Linked DNA regions of Homo sapiens: region 1 is linked to region 2. The links are chromatin loops, found by intact Hi-C in ENCODE. Cell type or tissue: PC-9. All regions are shown on one strand. Each heading gives the region's core, and the rest is flanking DNA. Links, peaks and the distances in the headings are about the cores only.

What was found. A loop is a pair of places that touch in the nucleus more often than their neighbours do. Peaks named below come from ENCODE experiments on the same cell type or tissue, not always from the same donor. Only the 100,000 strongest peaks of a DNase experiment are listed, where the experiment ranks them.
Region 1: a loop joins it to region 2, with 2.1 times the contacts of the local background. A loop is called at or near these places in 1 of 110 quality-filtered maps.

The regions. Positions count from the first base shown.
Region 1 is chr12:79,080,492-79,088,519 of GRCh38, forward strand. All of the region lies in intron 3 of SYT1 (synaptotagmin 1), which reads left to right. LOC105369863 (a long non-coding RNA gene) reads right to left here. Exons shown (of 7, transcript XR_007063385.1): 3 at 1-8,028. Among named protein-coding and RNA genes, the nearest start is that of SYT1, 220 kb to the left of the region's middle. In PC-9, for the core only: no CTCF peak of the experiment used is centred there; no DNase peak of the experiment used is centred there.
Region 2 is chr12:78,911,255-78,919,378 of GRCh38, forward strand. The region is part of intron 1 of SYT1 (synaptotagmin 1); the gene reads left to right. The region is part of intron 6 of LOC105369863 (a long non-coding RNA gene); the gene reads right to left. Among named protein-coding and RNA genes, the nearest start is that of SYT1, 51 kb to the left of the region's middle. In PC-9, for the core only: no CTCF peak of the experiment used is centred there; a DNase peak (open chromatin) is centred at 3,917; H3K27ac peaks cover 822 bases.

The DNA.
Region 1 (8,028 bases), core at 2,989-5,488, 170 kb after region 2:
TTGTCCCTAAATCTGAATCTGAAAGGAATCACAATGGATTTTGGTGGATATACATATAAATACATTTTCTTCAATCTTTAAGACAAAAAAAAATCACAAAAAGATGGTGGGGTTGAATATATAGGTTTTATAGGCTAAATATCACAAGCAAAAATTGATGAGAATGTACTGGCTCCAATATAAATTAGCAGCAATTACACCAGACAATTTTTAGACTCTATTATCTTAAAGGCATTCAGATCTTACCAAGTCCACAAGCCATCTACTTGGATATAACAGCTCCCGAGAGGCTGCCTAGCAGCCACAAGGATGCTGTAGACTAACTAGGTTAGTACCTTCCACTTTCAATACTTCGTCAAAACAGTTTAAGATGACAGATGGGACAAGGAATTTAGGAATCCTGTAATGGATGTGAGATTGGAGAGTGTCTACAGCCAAGACATGGGTTTATGATAAAAGCAGATTAAAGAGGATACTATTGTGACTAGATGGGGGATTTAGGTCATGCTGTAAAACTCTTCAGATGGTATAGAGCTATATGTTAGGTCAGTGCAGAGGCTGAGGGTGGTGGGAATGGGTCTGTAAAGGAACTGATAAAAGTTTGGGACTGAAAAGATTTTAAAAAGACAGAGATCTTGGAAGAGCTATATGTTATATCAAAAGCTATTGTGTGCCTGTGCATATGCATGTGTACGTGTGTGTGCACCTTGCACACATAACCTGCTGCTTACTACTCAGCCCCCTTGTGTCTTCTCCCCTTCCAGAGTAGGCCATATACCTATGAACGTTTTAACGCTCATGTATAAAATCTATAAAGAAAAGAAAAAAGCAAATTACTACATTTTTACCTCCACAGTGGAATCTGAGACACTGTTATGTCACACAAATTCACTTTTTTTTTTTTTTTTGACAGAATCTCACTCTATCACCCAGGCTGGAGTGCAGTGGCATGATCTTGGCTCACTACAACCTCTGTCTCCTGGTTAATCTGATTCTCCTGCCTCAGCCTCCCAAGTAGCTGGGGTTATATGCACCTGCCACCATACCCAGCTAATTTTTTTATTTTTTAGTGGAGACGGGTTTCATCATGTTGGCCAGTCTAGTCTCAAACTCCTGCTCTCAGGCAATCAGCCCACCTTGGCCTCCCAAAGTGCTGGGCTTACGGGTGTGAGCCACGGTGCCCAGCCCAAGTTCACTTTTTCTACAAGTGACATGTGAGGCCTATTCTGTATCTAGTCATTCGTCCTCATTTCTCTCTGTATTCCACAGTTTCTTCTTCCTATCAAATTTAAAATTAACAATTTGTTTCTCTGATGGAGCATATTCTCTGTCAATTCAAGTACTTCTGCTCTGCTTTCCCCAGGAGCTTCTAAGAGCACAAGTGACTGCTTTACCATTGAATTCATCTCACTGTAAAGGAGTATTTGTCACAATAAGCCTCTTATTTTCAAACCTGAAATAAATACAAAAATATATAGAAAAAATAGAAAATTATTTTTCTACAAAATAGAAGTAGTACATACATTGACATTAAAACTTTTTCCTACTGAAACTATTGTGGCCAAGATGAATAATGTAGTAAGCTGGACCTCAAATGCCCATCTATTGAAAGGCTTGTGTGAATTCAACACAGATTTTGGAAGGAATTTTGACCTTTTATAGATGCTTTCTTAGAGAGGAAGTTATATAGCCTTTTTTCAGAGTTTTGTCATTTTTTAATCTTTTATTATTTTTAAAAATGTTTGTGGGTTGGTGTCCTTTGTCTTCTTTTCTGTATGTTTCCACAAAGGCTTAGAGACCCATCTCCCACTCAACAGTCTGCAAGAAGTAGCTTCAATAAACATCACAGGATAGCAACTTTCCAGGGAGAATAAGAAAATCTAATCATTCATTTATTAGTTCATTTACCATAAATTTTTGTGCACCTACTATATCCCAGGAAGTACCCTAAGCACAAGTATGTTAGCTCTGAACAGACATGATCCCTATCCTCAGGAAACTGGTACAACAGAGCAGAAGTCAGACAATAAATGAATAAGAAAATAATATATACATAAACATATACCTTATAATATGTGTTACGAAGAAAATAAGTTGAGCAGTGATGGAAAATAGCTATCAGAGAATTATGGGAAGAGGATGGCTTGAATATATCCCTGAACCCTTGCTGCTTGCTGTATCTGAGCCAATCAGCTGCTAAGGCCTCCTGCCCTGCTGAACTATTGAAAGAAAGAGCTAAGGCAAGAATTTTTACTTCATGAGCCAAGGAAGAGGCAGGGACCAGTTAGGGGAGGTCCAAGGTGAGGCCCCAGTGCATGTGTTAGATTCTGAGAAAAGCCTGGCCTGAGGGGTATATGAGCTAAACCTGCCTGTGAGAATGGTCCTTGCCAGGTGAACACGTCTTCTCAGGCTTTGAGTAGCTTCCAGGTAAAGGAAAAATTTTTTAATGAAAAAACAAAAATAAAATAAGCAATAAAAGAAATGATTGTCAAAGATAACTCCAAGAGGATTAAAAGAAACAAACAGACACAAATGAAAAAAAAGGTAAAAAACATGAAAGAACAAGTCAAGACTAAGAAAATATATTTAAAAAACAAATAAATAATCCAGAAGAAAAATAGGTAAAAGATAACATCAGATATTTCATTGAGGAAAAAATTATAATGTCAATAAATATATCAAACGTTAAAGCTCACTAGCAACTTCTGAAATATTAATAAAGGAGGTTGATTGAAATTAATTAATTTTTAAAAACCAAGGTACTAGTGAAGATGTGAAAAGATAAGACTTATATACATTACTGACTGAAGTATAAATTAGTACCACTGCAAAGGAGAGTATCTTCAAAACACCTGGTGAATTTGAACAGGCTTATGAGCTATGACTCAGCAGTTTTAGTAGATGAATCCCCTAGAGTAGCTCCCACACATTTCCATAAGGAGTTATGGGCCAGGATGCTCAGGTCAGCTCCCTTTGTAAAGGTGAAACATAGCAACAACATAATTATTTTTAGTAAGAAAACAGATAAATAGTATTGGCTGAAAAATACTATACTAGCCATATGATTTTTAAAAAGCAAATTGCTAAAAATAAGAGTATTAAAGTATTTAAAGTTGTAAAACGTATATTAATGTAAAAAATGCATTTATATACAATCTTTAAGTCTAGAAAATAGCATTACATATATTGTTTATATAGATATCCATATTTTATGAAATATAAAATTATGTGGAGATGTAATATACACCAACTTCAGCAAAATGATTGCATTTGAGAAGGAAGGGAGGGCAAAATAATAGAAGAAGCTTTAGCTGATATCTAATATTTGATTCTTGGAGAGAGAGAACACTGATGCAAAGATGTCAACACGAACATCTTTGTGTTCATGGAAGTGGACATCCTTTGTAATATTATTTTTGTATTTCATAAAATCAAAATCACAATGGAAGATTCACAAATGAGCATATCTCCTAACAAGAACTAAAACAGCAGTTTGTCAAGGAGAGAGGCAGGTTGAGGGTGTCCTATGTCACAGAAGTGCATATGTATAGAGTAGCTGTTGGTGTGCTTTGAGATCAGGTGTGGAGCAGTTCAGATGTAACTATTTACCAGATGTGAATTTTTTAAAAGAGTTATTTCTCCTTTTAAAGATTCATTATTTTCATTAATAAAGTGGAATCTACTTCACAGTACTGTGATGCAATGTACTAATATTGCCTATATAAAACAATTGTCACTATGCCTAGAATAAATATTCCATAAATGTTGATGGACACATAGTTTATTCATTCATCTAGATATTATTAAAATTTCAGGAATAAAAACATAATTAGCATAAAGATATTATGAGGGTAAATGGTACTTTAATAGTGAGAATTAGTTGAACATACACTAGTCTCCAACTACCTTACATAATTAACCTGATACCCTCCAAATAACCATGCAGTGGTGACTCCATCATTCTATGTAAGGAGACCGAGACTCCAAGAGGCTCAGTGCTTTGCCTAAATCTGAGGTCCAGATTAAAGTCCATATCTGACTGCTGCACTCTTTCACTTTTAGTGATATTCACACTGGACTTGCAGAGGATATGACAGCTTAAAAACATTTGAGAACCATAATTCTACACTACATGCTCTTTATGAATACTAGTAGATGTTTTCTAAGGTTCAGAGGAAGGCCTGTACAATTGGCCAATCTATAACTTTGATACCAGTGTAATATATCAATTATATACTACAAGTAAAATTTTAAAAAGAACAAAATTGTTTAACCTTAAGCTTATGATTTAATTTTTTTGATGTGTATTATAGAATTTGATATAGATAAAGTAGTTAATCAGATGTATAAAGAAAATAATACAGGTTGAGTATCCTGTAGCCAAAATGCTTGGGACCAGAAGTGTTTTGAATTTTTTGATTTTTTTCAAACTTTGGAATATTTGATATACATAAAGGGATATCTTGGGTTTGGGACCCAAATCTAAACACAAGATTCATTTATATTTCATAGAGTACTTATACACATGACCTGAAGATAATTTTATACAATATTTTTTAAAATTTTTGTATGAAGCAAAGTTTGTGTATGTTGAACTATCAGAAAGCAGAGGTGTCACTGTCTCAGCCACCTATGTGGACAACCTGTAGTTGTTTGGCATCACCATCATTCCTGACTCTGAATTTATATGCTAATGATAAGCAATCATTTTCTTGCAGTTACTCACACATAAGTATTAGCAGTAAGAAATATGACATACCATTACTACAGTGAAAAATTAATGTGGCAGAGGTGGAATTTTCCACTTGTGGCGTCATGTCTGTGCTCAAACAGTTTCAAGTTTTGAAGCATTTCAGATTTTGGATTTTTGTGTTAGTGATGCTCAGCCTATACAAAAATGACTCTTATGCTTGAAAATCTTAGTCCGTCTCTTCTGGTTTTTAAGTCATCCAGGAAGTTTATATGTGGTGGAAAATGCAACTGGCCATGTCCCAGGGCAGACACCTCCTCCAGTGCTCACAGTGGAGGCCACTGAAGTGTTATGACCATGTTCTGTCAGTGATGTGTACCTTTCTTTGGGCTCACAATGGCATAGAAAGATGTAACCAAAGTCTAGGGAATTGGGTCCTAATTAGAGAACTGCCAGTAACCAGGAGTAGGACCATAACACCTGGGACTCTGAGCTTCACCTCTCCAGGCTCCAGTTTCCTCATCTATGTAAATGAAAACATTGAACAAGAACAATACAGCAGTTATCAGGTCTGTTTTGACTCCTACAGTCCTTTATTCACTTGAAATTTTAAGCAAATGTTAAATATGTAAACCTGAGCCTGAGATGGGACTTTGAGTACTCTCCCCAAATCCTCAGAGACATTTCAAGAAGCACTTTGGAACAACTCAGAGAAATCTTTGTAAAAATTAGTGGACAAGATGAACTCTAAGATTAAATTAATTAAGGAGAAAATTGAGGGTCCCATAATATGATCACCAGGTTTGAATCCCAGATCTTCCAGTTACTAGTCAGTCTGAATATTGACTAAATTACTTAACTACTCTACAAGCAGTTTACTAACCTTACAGGATTATTGTGAATATTAATTAAGATAATTCATGTGAAGCACTTAGAAAAGAATCTAGAACATAAAGAAGAAATCAATAAAGTGATCTGTGATCAATTTACCATCACCATCATCATCATCATCATTGTTATATAAATGTGATCAAATACATGAGAAAAACCTAACACTTGTCTGGCACAAGGGAGCTGTGTATAGGTATATGTGTGTGTGTGAGCCTGTGACTAATTTTTTAGCCTCCGTCATTTTTCCTACTTTCCTGTCAAGATATCTACTCTCTATCAGGCACTAGAAATATAAAATGTGATTAGTTTAGATTAAAAGATACTGAGGAATGAAGTACCAATCTCAGAACACGGTGACGAAAAATATTTTCTGCAGATTAAAATGAATATTGAACTAATAGCATTTTTGTTAGAAACTTTCTTTCATCCCCAGAAGTTTAGTATTCCCTTTTCTGGACATTTTAGTGGTTGAATCATTCCTGGCTTCGCAGGATGTGAAATGTTCATTAAAAGAAGCATCATGGTTACTGCCTTGTAAAGATGATCCTAACAGCTTAGTTCTTTGTGAACTATTTGTGTGTTGGCTTGCCGTGACTTTGCACAAGTTAGCCACTGAAGCAGAAAAATCACTGCCGGGGTTGTCAAATATCATTGGTGCAAGGTGCCTTTCTGTGTGCCTGGCTGAGCAGCTTCCAATGACATGTGATGTGGGGTTTTCTCCCAAGGCTGTTGCGTGCTGTGTGCAGCATATCTAAGCTGAAAAACTAATGCATGGCCGGGTATTCTTGGTAGGCCTCCAGGCATTTCACATTCATTTATAAAATGCCTTTTTTCTACTTCAAATTAATCTTATGTTCTTTCCAATCACCATTGTAATACTCTTTTGACTTTATATTCTGACAAGCTTGAAATAGCCTGATAGGATTGAACTAAAGTATAAAAAACCAGAGTTACAACAGTCAGAAACAAATGAAAAACTGAAACCGAGTCTGCAGCGTTACCTTCACAGCTGTGTTAGTACACAATTCGGGCCTTTTCTAGCTTTATGATTCTAAAATATGTCTTTGTTTTGAATTAAGTTGCTGGCATTATGTTTGCAGAGCAGTTAATCCATCTCCAAAATTTGTAATAGTCATGGTTATTCTGTGACTTTCATTGCAAATGGAACTTCAGTGTCAGGTTTATGGGACAGCTATTAAAAAAGCAGAAGGAGAGTTATCACAAGTCTCTTATGGAACTCGTTAACTTATGGTAATTAATCTAAATAGGACATTTATTTGAATTCTATCTCAGGAAACCAAATGAACTTTCTCTTCTTGAATGTGCAGTTTAATGCTCATTTATGTTAATATTATATTTCTTTAAGTTGTTAGTCACAATTTGTGTTGCTGTCTCATCTATTCATCTAACAAGCATGTATTTGGCACCTCCTGTATGTCTGACTTGTAATTGAGTGATGAATAGGACTAGTTCCTGTCCTCAGAGAGTTCCTAGTCTGGTGGAGGGGAAGCTTTGCAGGCAAAGAATGAGTAAGGTGCATCAAGCCCAGTGGTGAGTAACATACACCAGGCAGAGGGATAACAGAAGAGAATGGCATTAACTCATTCTGGGAGTTGAAGGAACACTTTCTGAAGAAAGTGATGTCTCAGCTGGATGAAAAGGAGTAAAATAGTGACAATCCATGATAGAAGCTCAGGTATAGTAATTTGTTAACCAAAATATTCCAAGTGAAAGTAATTGAAATAGGGCATCTGAACAATTTGCATGGGGCTTTATATTTAACACTTTCCTGCTTTCAACTGTTCATTTTTTCCTCCCTCTTACAGAAACTCCCTGAGATACACAAACTGATATTCCTCTGAGTTTTCAAGTTGGAGAACTGGCCCTTAGGGTACACTCAGTGACTATTAGTTGAATGGGATAACACAACCAATATTTATTGAGTGCCTACTGCCTCTCTGTGCCTTAATTCTTTATTTGTAAAATTAGCATAATAACCAGGCCTCTCTCCTATGATTATGGTAAGGAAAAAATGAGATTAATATGTTATTAACATAGACTAGCATTGGTCTCAAAATCAGGGTTATATAAGCCAGTTATTATTACTAGTAACTGCTACTGGTTATTAATTAGTTATTATTAGTAACTGGCTAGTTACTAGCCAGTTATTATTACTAGTAATTTTCTAGATAACAAGAAGTTGGTTTAGGGGTGAAGGGAATCTTCCTTACCCCCTTCGGAAGGTTCAATAATTTGAGTCTGTAAAACAAACTGACAATAGACAGGTTAACAGGAAACAGGCATACAAAACGATACTAGTAATAATAATTAGTAGAGACATGCCACGCACTGTTTTAGGCACTGAACGTCAGCAGAGCAAAGGCTGGCTTTCATGCAGTTTAAACCGTGTGGCCAGAGCGGAGTGGCTGAGGAAGGGAGTAAATAAA
Region 2 (8,124 bases), core at 2,744-5,243:
TTTGATTTTGGACATGAATATGTGTTTGGAAATAAATCCTAGGAGAGATGTCTTATAGAAAATTGAATATATTGGTTGAGAGCTCAGAGAAAATAATTTGTGTTTAGGTAGTAATTCAAGCTGTGGATGTGGAAGAAAGTATACAATAAAAAAATGGAGAGCCTAAGACTGAACCTTGGGGTGCGCCAACATTTCATGTCTATGTACACGAGAATAAGCCTGCAAGCTGATAGAGGAAAGACTAAAATAAGGCAAATATGTGAGAGAAGACCTGGAAAGACATGGTTTAAGAGTGAGAGAAGATGCTGTATCAAAAAAAAAACAGTCTCCTTTGAGATCACCTAAAAACTGAAAAATGTCTGTTAGATTTAGTAATATGGAAGTCTTTCGGGATCCCAGCAAGGGCTGTTTCAATGCAGTCATGGGACCAGTCAACACAATGGTGTGGGGTGAGGAGATAAGTAAAGACAACTCCAGCCTCTCTGAGACTTTTTGGTCATGATGTTGGTGACACCTTGGGAAAGTGAGGAGACTTAAATGCTGGGGAAACATTTGCGATTGCCTCATTTCTTTCACTTTATTCTAAACATGGTAGTGATGGAGTCCTAGAGGCTCCCCATTGGGACTACCTACTTTGTTAAATTACTAAATGTGATGAATATTTGTTGACAATAGTACCTAAAAATTTGTATTAATAGAATCATAAAGTCTTCTACAAGGCTCAAAGTCCAACATAATTGATGACATCGTGTCTGACTTCCAATATTCATGACTTCCCAGGTGAGTTTCCATATTTCTGAAAGTTTTCTCTGTAACACTTGGAAAATACAATTTAGAATTGGGATATATAAGAAAGATAATATCAGGGATGGAATGTTAGGTGTATCTGTCATTTGTGATATTTTACAAAGTGAAAATAGATTTATTCATATATTTTTACCCCATCTTCTTCCTTTCGTATTCTTTTTTTCTTCTTGTTCTCTTTAAGAAATGAATACCTAATGTTTATTCCGTACTGTACAAGGCACTAGATGATAAATAGAAAAAGGAAATTATGAGATAATGATAAATACACTGAAATTGCTGAAAAAGAAAGGCTATGTCAGAATGAATAAAGATAAGGTTAAAGAGAATAGCATTGAGAGGACAGGTATGATAGATACTTTTGAATGCAAGGCTGAGACGTGGTGGAGAATAAAGCAGCATTGAAAAAAATAACATTTAACAGAGATTTCCTAGCAGCTCTGTGAAGGTCTAAAAATAAAGAGAGTTTGGTTATTGTAATAATCTGGATATCAATTTTAGGAAGTGTATATAAATGAAAATCATTATGTAATGGAAGTAGTCTGAAGACTCAGTAATCAACAGGGGCATGCAAAGGTAAAGGCAGTGAATTTGGAAATAACAGGAACTTTTTAAAAAAGATGCTTTAAAAGGGAGATGTTTTAAATAAGTAAAATTATAATTATTGGCTTATTGGGCATCATGTGTTGGTAGGACATCTAAGTGTTCATATAATAAGCAGGAGAAAATGCTCACACACTTGGGGTTGCCCTGTAACTCACCTCAAATTATCACTGGGAATACCCACTTAGTAACTAGCATTTTCTAAGAGATGCTCTACATTGATAAATACAAGTGAAAATGTCCATTGATTGAAAATATGTTACACATCTATTAGATTTATTTACATAAGACTGGAAAGTTATATTTTACTTCTAATTATAAGTAAAGTTATTTTTAATATATTCACTTCTACTGGATGTTATTGAGTCTATTCTTAGATTACCTAAATAGAACATTTCAACTTTGTCACAGAAAATGTACACAATAATCTTGATTTTCCATTTAAAATTCTTATGAAGAAGGCTTATTTTTAAGAACTAAATTCTAAATTTTATTTCTCTGTTCTTCATAGATATGTTTTATTTAATTATTGAATTTATTTTGTTTTCTTTCAAAATAATTTTTAAGCATATTCATTTTGCATCAATCTACACTCATTGTAAAATCTAACATTGACTTATAGCTATTAGTTAATTTTAAACTAAGCAAAATACACTCTTTTTGTCTTATTAATTGTGTATTTGAGAAGATCCATAAACTTTGAAAAAATTCTATTTCTTCAAGAAACAATTTTTAAACTTCTATATAATGAAATATTAAATACTTTATTATAGTTAAGGAACTTTATATATTTTTTCTCTAGATCTCATAATGATTTAAAATCCATACATGCTTCAAAAATGCTTTAGTATGCTCATTTCTCCAATTGTTTAACTGAAAAATATCCTGTAATGAGGTCAGTGATTATTTTTTATAAAATGCAGAATTCCTCATTCATTCTTTACTCTGAATAAGTATTTAAGTAGCTTTTTCCAGTATGAGTTGTTTGTTTATGCTTTGCTTGATTGATAATCAGATTCTTTACAACTTTTATTTGATCTTGTAAAATATGTGATTTATTTAACACAATGGTGGGTACATGAAATGATTAAACTAATAGTAATTACAGTCTAACCATTAACCAGTGATATAGATGGTGAACAAATCAACCTTATGTATCACTAGTCACATACATGGGGATATTGGAAGGGTATCTTGCTATCCAAAATATTTATTGTGTCTCTAGGAGTCTCATAAAAATTTAAGTATCTTGGGAAAAATGGGTATGTTGTAAAGGGCATTGAATTGGGTTTGCCTTGAGAAAATCAGTTAATTTCTTTAAGTTTCAGTTTCTTCATTTGTGACATACAGATAATAATTTTTACCTATTTCACAATGTTATTCTGACTATAAATTAGATAATATAGGTAAATTTATCAAAATAAAAAGATGATATTAATGTTCAATTAATTATTCTTTTGATCACCTATCAAATTAATCACTAATCAAAATTCTGAGGATATACATATATATATATAAAAGTAAATTTTCAAAGGGGCATTGGGAAATGATTGTGGATCTTTTACATTGGAGAAATGGGTATTGCAGTGAAGATACCCTGGAAACTATTTCTGTGAGTGGGAAAAAGATGGCTTGTGGTGCTGATAATGAAGAGTGAGGTGCATAACTGGGACTAGAAACACAATGGAAAAATTCTATTTCCTGGTTTGTCCTGGAATCTATTCTGATAACAGTCTATGGCCTCTGCACAGATGTTTTCATATGGATTAGCCACCAAGCAGTTTAATGCATTAAGCCTACTATAACAGCAACAAATTATAATTTGTTTGTATTGATGCACATGTTAGATAGATAGATGATAGATATGTGAGTATAGATAGATAGAGCGATAGATGATAGATAGGTAGATAGGTAGATCGATAGAGAGACAGATGTTTCCACTTAAATGCCCTCATTTACATAAGTTTAAATAGACATATGAATTACAGCTCAGGCTGATTTGACTTCATTTATGGTTCCTATACCTTTTGATGTTTGCCTAAAGATATATTCAGCTTAAGTGCTATATTAGGAATATTTATTTTTCTTCTTATAAAATCTCTGAATTCAAGAATATTATTTTGTTTTCTATGTATTTTTATGTATTAATTCATGTAATTAAATATGTACACTTGTGAGATATGTACACAGAATACAGAGTTTGTACATATGCAGACAATTATAATACAAAAGTGAAGATTACAAATGCCACATTAGTCATACAGAATGTTTGGGGATTCCAAAGAGGGTGTGATGACTTCTCACAGGTGGTGAAAGTGGGCATCTTAGAGGAAGTGTCTTCTGAGCTGTGCCTTGAAAGATAACTAGTAATCTCTTTAAAAAGATAGACTGGAACTCAACTATGAGCTATTGAACGTTTTAAAATAGAAAGGTGATGTCATCAGAGAGATGCTTTAGGAAGATTGAAGTAGTGGCTTGAACCAGGTGGACTGGAAGGCAGGGAATGACTCTGCAGGTAAAAATGCAGTCAGATCACTATTTTAATAATAGATCAAAGGTTCCCAAGCACTGAACCCCCTGCTACAGAAGCATCTGCAGAGACTTTTGAACTGCAAATTTCCAGGCCCCTCCTCAGGGCCTAATTCAGTGGGTCTAAGATATAGCCCCAGAAGTAATATTAAAAACCTGCAGAGTGATTTTGATGCATAGCCAAGGTTAAGAACCACAGGCTGCAATGAAAAAGCTCTGGCCTCGCTGATAGACTCGAAGGAGGGTGAGAAGACAAGACAATGGGGTCAAAAAAGAAAAAAAATGTAGAAATGACACAGAAGATATTTTCTTTCCTGTTGTCCAAATTTCAAAATGATAATTTCCACTATTTGAATTTAATAAAATACACTTGCCAAAAAGTTTGTCTTATATATGTATTTGTCTGTATTTTATCTATAGATGTATTGAATGGTTCTTTTCCTGCCATTTTTCTCTTATTTAAAAAACAACAAAATTTGTCTGAATAAGCTTACAATATTTCTTTTTTTTCTATTTATTCTGGCTAGAATTTTGAAAATGTTTTAAAATTTTATGTCCTTTTACAATTACATTGATATTTAAAATGACTCTGCTTCTTACCATGGATATTTTTAAGAAGAAAAATATCAGTTGATGAGAAAGAAAACCACTATGCTTGAGACCATTTTCAGGGCTTTGTTATCTACTTTTCATCCCAAATTCTATATATTTTTATTAAGATTCCCTAATGCATAAGGATAGAAATTGTATTTGTAAATGCTAACTTAAAATACCAGTATTTAATTATGTTGTGTTGATAGGGATGATTTATTCTAGACTTTAATCGGATGTTTTTGTACCTAAATGAAATTTAGTCTTATTTTAATTAAATGGTAGAACATGCCAAAAATGATGGGTAAAACTAGAAGAAATGAACCCCAACGGAAGACTCCGGTTTCAGTTATCAGTTTTGTAGCTGTAAAGTAGTTAAGCTCTGTGGTTGAACCTGCCAGACAGGCATTAACATTATGGTATAGGATTCATCTGCTGAGATAAGATTTTCTCTTATTTAACTTTATTGAAATGTCTGAATAAATCACTAAGCCAAACGTATGGTTTCTTGTTTAAAATATATTAAAATCATGGCATAAAACAAAATTCTCATGTGAAGTAAATAATAAAAATAATTGTGAATGTATCATTCAAAACATTTTTTCAATAAAAAATGTTTGAGGAGAGCTCAGATTTGGTTACTGAAACCAATATTCCTTTGATAACTTATTTCTCTTTTTTGTTTCAAAGTTCAGACTAGTTAAATTGACTTATTTCTCTCTTATCCTACTTTTTTGTAGTCTTGCAACTAAATAAATTTAGTTATTACTTATTGATCTGTTCGCTTGAACCATCTGACATTTTTTCCTATTGTGTACATATAAAATAAGCAAAGTATCCTTTATTTATAAAGGACTTGGTTAATTGTACCCAATGAAACTATCAAAACCTTTTTTAATTACTTCTAAAACTCTATTCTCTGTTCAAGTCTCCGTGTTTAATATTTAATATTGAAACCATAGTGTTTACTGTTTTGCTACCTAATTTCTTTTTAAAGACTTTATTTTTTAGAGCACTTTTAGTTTCACAGACAAAATTGAGAGGCAGGTACAGAGATTTCCTATGTACCCCCATTCTCACAGATTCATTTCTTTTTTAAAAATATAAACTTGAAAACTTTTCTTTTTACAATCTTAATATAAATTCTCAAAGCATTTACAATTGTCCCTGTCCTTTATTAGAAAATTCTCGCCCAGGCTGGAGTGCAGTGGCATGATGATGACTCATTGAAGCCCTGACCTCAAAAGCAATCCTACCACTTCAGCCACCCAAGTACCTGGGACCACAGGCATGCACCACCATGCAGAGCTATTTTTTTTATATTTTGTAGGAAATAAAAGAAAGAAAGTTCTTTCCTATATTGAGTTGAAATGTTTTCTTATATTTCCACCAATAGCTCAATCCCTTGTGGCTACACAGAACAAATCTTACCCTACACGGCAGCCTTTCAAGAATTTGAAGACAGTTGTATTTATCCTCCTACATCGTCTCTGCTCTTGGCAGTTTTTCATGAGTCATGGCTTTGAATTCTTTATCATCCTGTCTTCTGAATGTATCCCAATTAGTTTCCATACCCAAAGTTGACTGTAGGACCCAGTTTTAGTCTGAACATCACAGCAAAAGGAACAATGAGAGCACTTGGACACAAGAAGGGGAACATCACACACTGGGGCCTGTGGTGGGGTGAGGGGAGTGGAGAGGGATAGCATTAGGAGGTGTACCTAATGTAAATGACGAGTTAATGGGTGCAGCACACCAACATGGCACAAGTATACATATGTAACAAACCTGCACGTTGTGCACATGTACCCTAGAACTTAAAGTATAATAAAAAAATTTCAAAAAAAAAAAAAGGAAAACCAATTTTGTTCTTGAGAATAAATTTCCGTTAACACCCCTTGCTGCCCACCCACACATCCCCACAAACCTGCCTAATGAGATTAGCTTTGAAGATGGTTGTTTTGTAATCTTGACTCATATTGAATTTAAGGTTGACGAGAATTGGGCCTTGGACAGAACTAAAGCCTACGTTGTTGGATAGCCTAAAACACAAAATTTGTTAACTCTTAAGAATTAATGTTTTATATGGAACAAAGTCTTTCAGGAATTCTAAAAGTCATACATCAATAAAGAGATTTTTATGTCTTTGGTAAGGCTTTTAAGTACTGTCATATTAAATCCTCCCTAAAATAATTTAGCTCAGAAATGTACAAGCAATATTAACACAGGTTTTTTTGCTTAAATAGTTCATTAGCCTCTGTAACTTCTTGAATATAAAAAATAATGCCAGGATTTTTTTAAGGTGTCTTTAAATCTGCTAGCAAGTTAAAGAAAAGGTTAAACTTTTTCAGACGCTATGCTTTAATGAAAACAACAGAAGACACATGTTTTATTGTAAATAAGTAGATAACTTTTCTATTAAGATTTGGAGCAAGGCTATGCACCATACATGCTCTGAGTGGGCTTGATTCCTCCAGGGAAGAGGCCAGGAAAGCATTGATGTGAAAACAGCCTTTCCCTTGCCATTCTCTCCATTCCAGGCAGGTTATCTGCCAAGAAGCTCATCCCTATCTGTAAAACTGCCAGCATCAGTTCATGCAGCATTCATGTGTAATTTGCTTTTTCTGGAGAGCCATACCAGGGCAGAGTTGACTGATTGAGGGAATTAAAAGCTACAGACTCTGGGACAGGAGGGCTGCCCTGTGGGTATATGAGCTGGTTACATTTTGGCCCCTTTTCAAACCAGGGATATGCAACTCTTGATATGTATGGGAAAGGCAGAACTGCCAATACTGACAGCGCTCCTGAGCAGCGCAAATGCTCCACATGGCAAATGCATCATTCACAGAGGACTCATCAGAGCAGCACCCAGAAAAAAACCAAACAGAGCAATACACAGAGAGACCAACTGGGGCCAGATTTTGTATATAAAACATTCCTCGTAGAGTGACTTATAATGGGTAGAAAAAGGATACGTCCTGAATGGCAAACTATTATAGTACTGATTATAGTACATCCATACAAAGAAATATCATGCATTTATGTATGATGATGGTAAAGAAAAACCTTTAAGATCTTCAGGAGAAATGTTTATGACATACTAAATTAAATATTAAATTTCAGTGCAGTATGTATATTGTTACCTCATTTTTAAATTCTTAACTAATTTATTTGGAAAGAAAAATGGTAATTAAGATCAAGATGTGGAGACAGGACAAATGAAAGATTATAACGAAAATTTTAAAAGAGGCCAGGAAAGCATTGATGTGAAAACAACCTTTGAGATGACAGAGTTATTGATGACTTTTCATGATTATTAATTCCTGTCTTTGTGCTCCTATGTGTTATGCAAATATTCCACAGACAATAAAGTTACTCCTTTTGTAATGAAAGTCTGTGTAATTAAATTTTTTTTAAAAAAAGTTGTGACAGGTATAAAAGTTTCTGGTTTATGAACAATAAAAACTACCTCTGGGGACCTTGAGCAAAATAATGATGGGTTAGAAGGCTATTAAAGAACTCCTAGAATCTGCTGGGTGGCTAGATCCAAGCTTCTGAAGGATGTCAAGGGAAGCTCCATACCAGGTGAGACCAGGG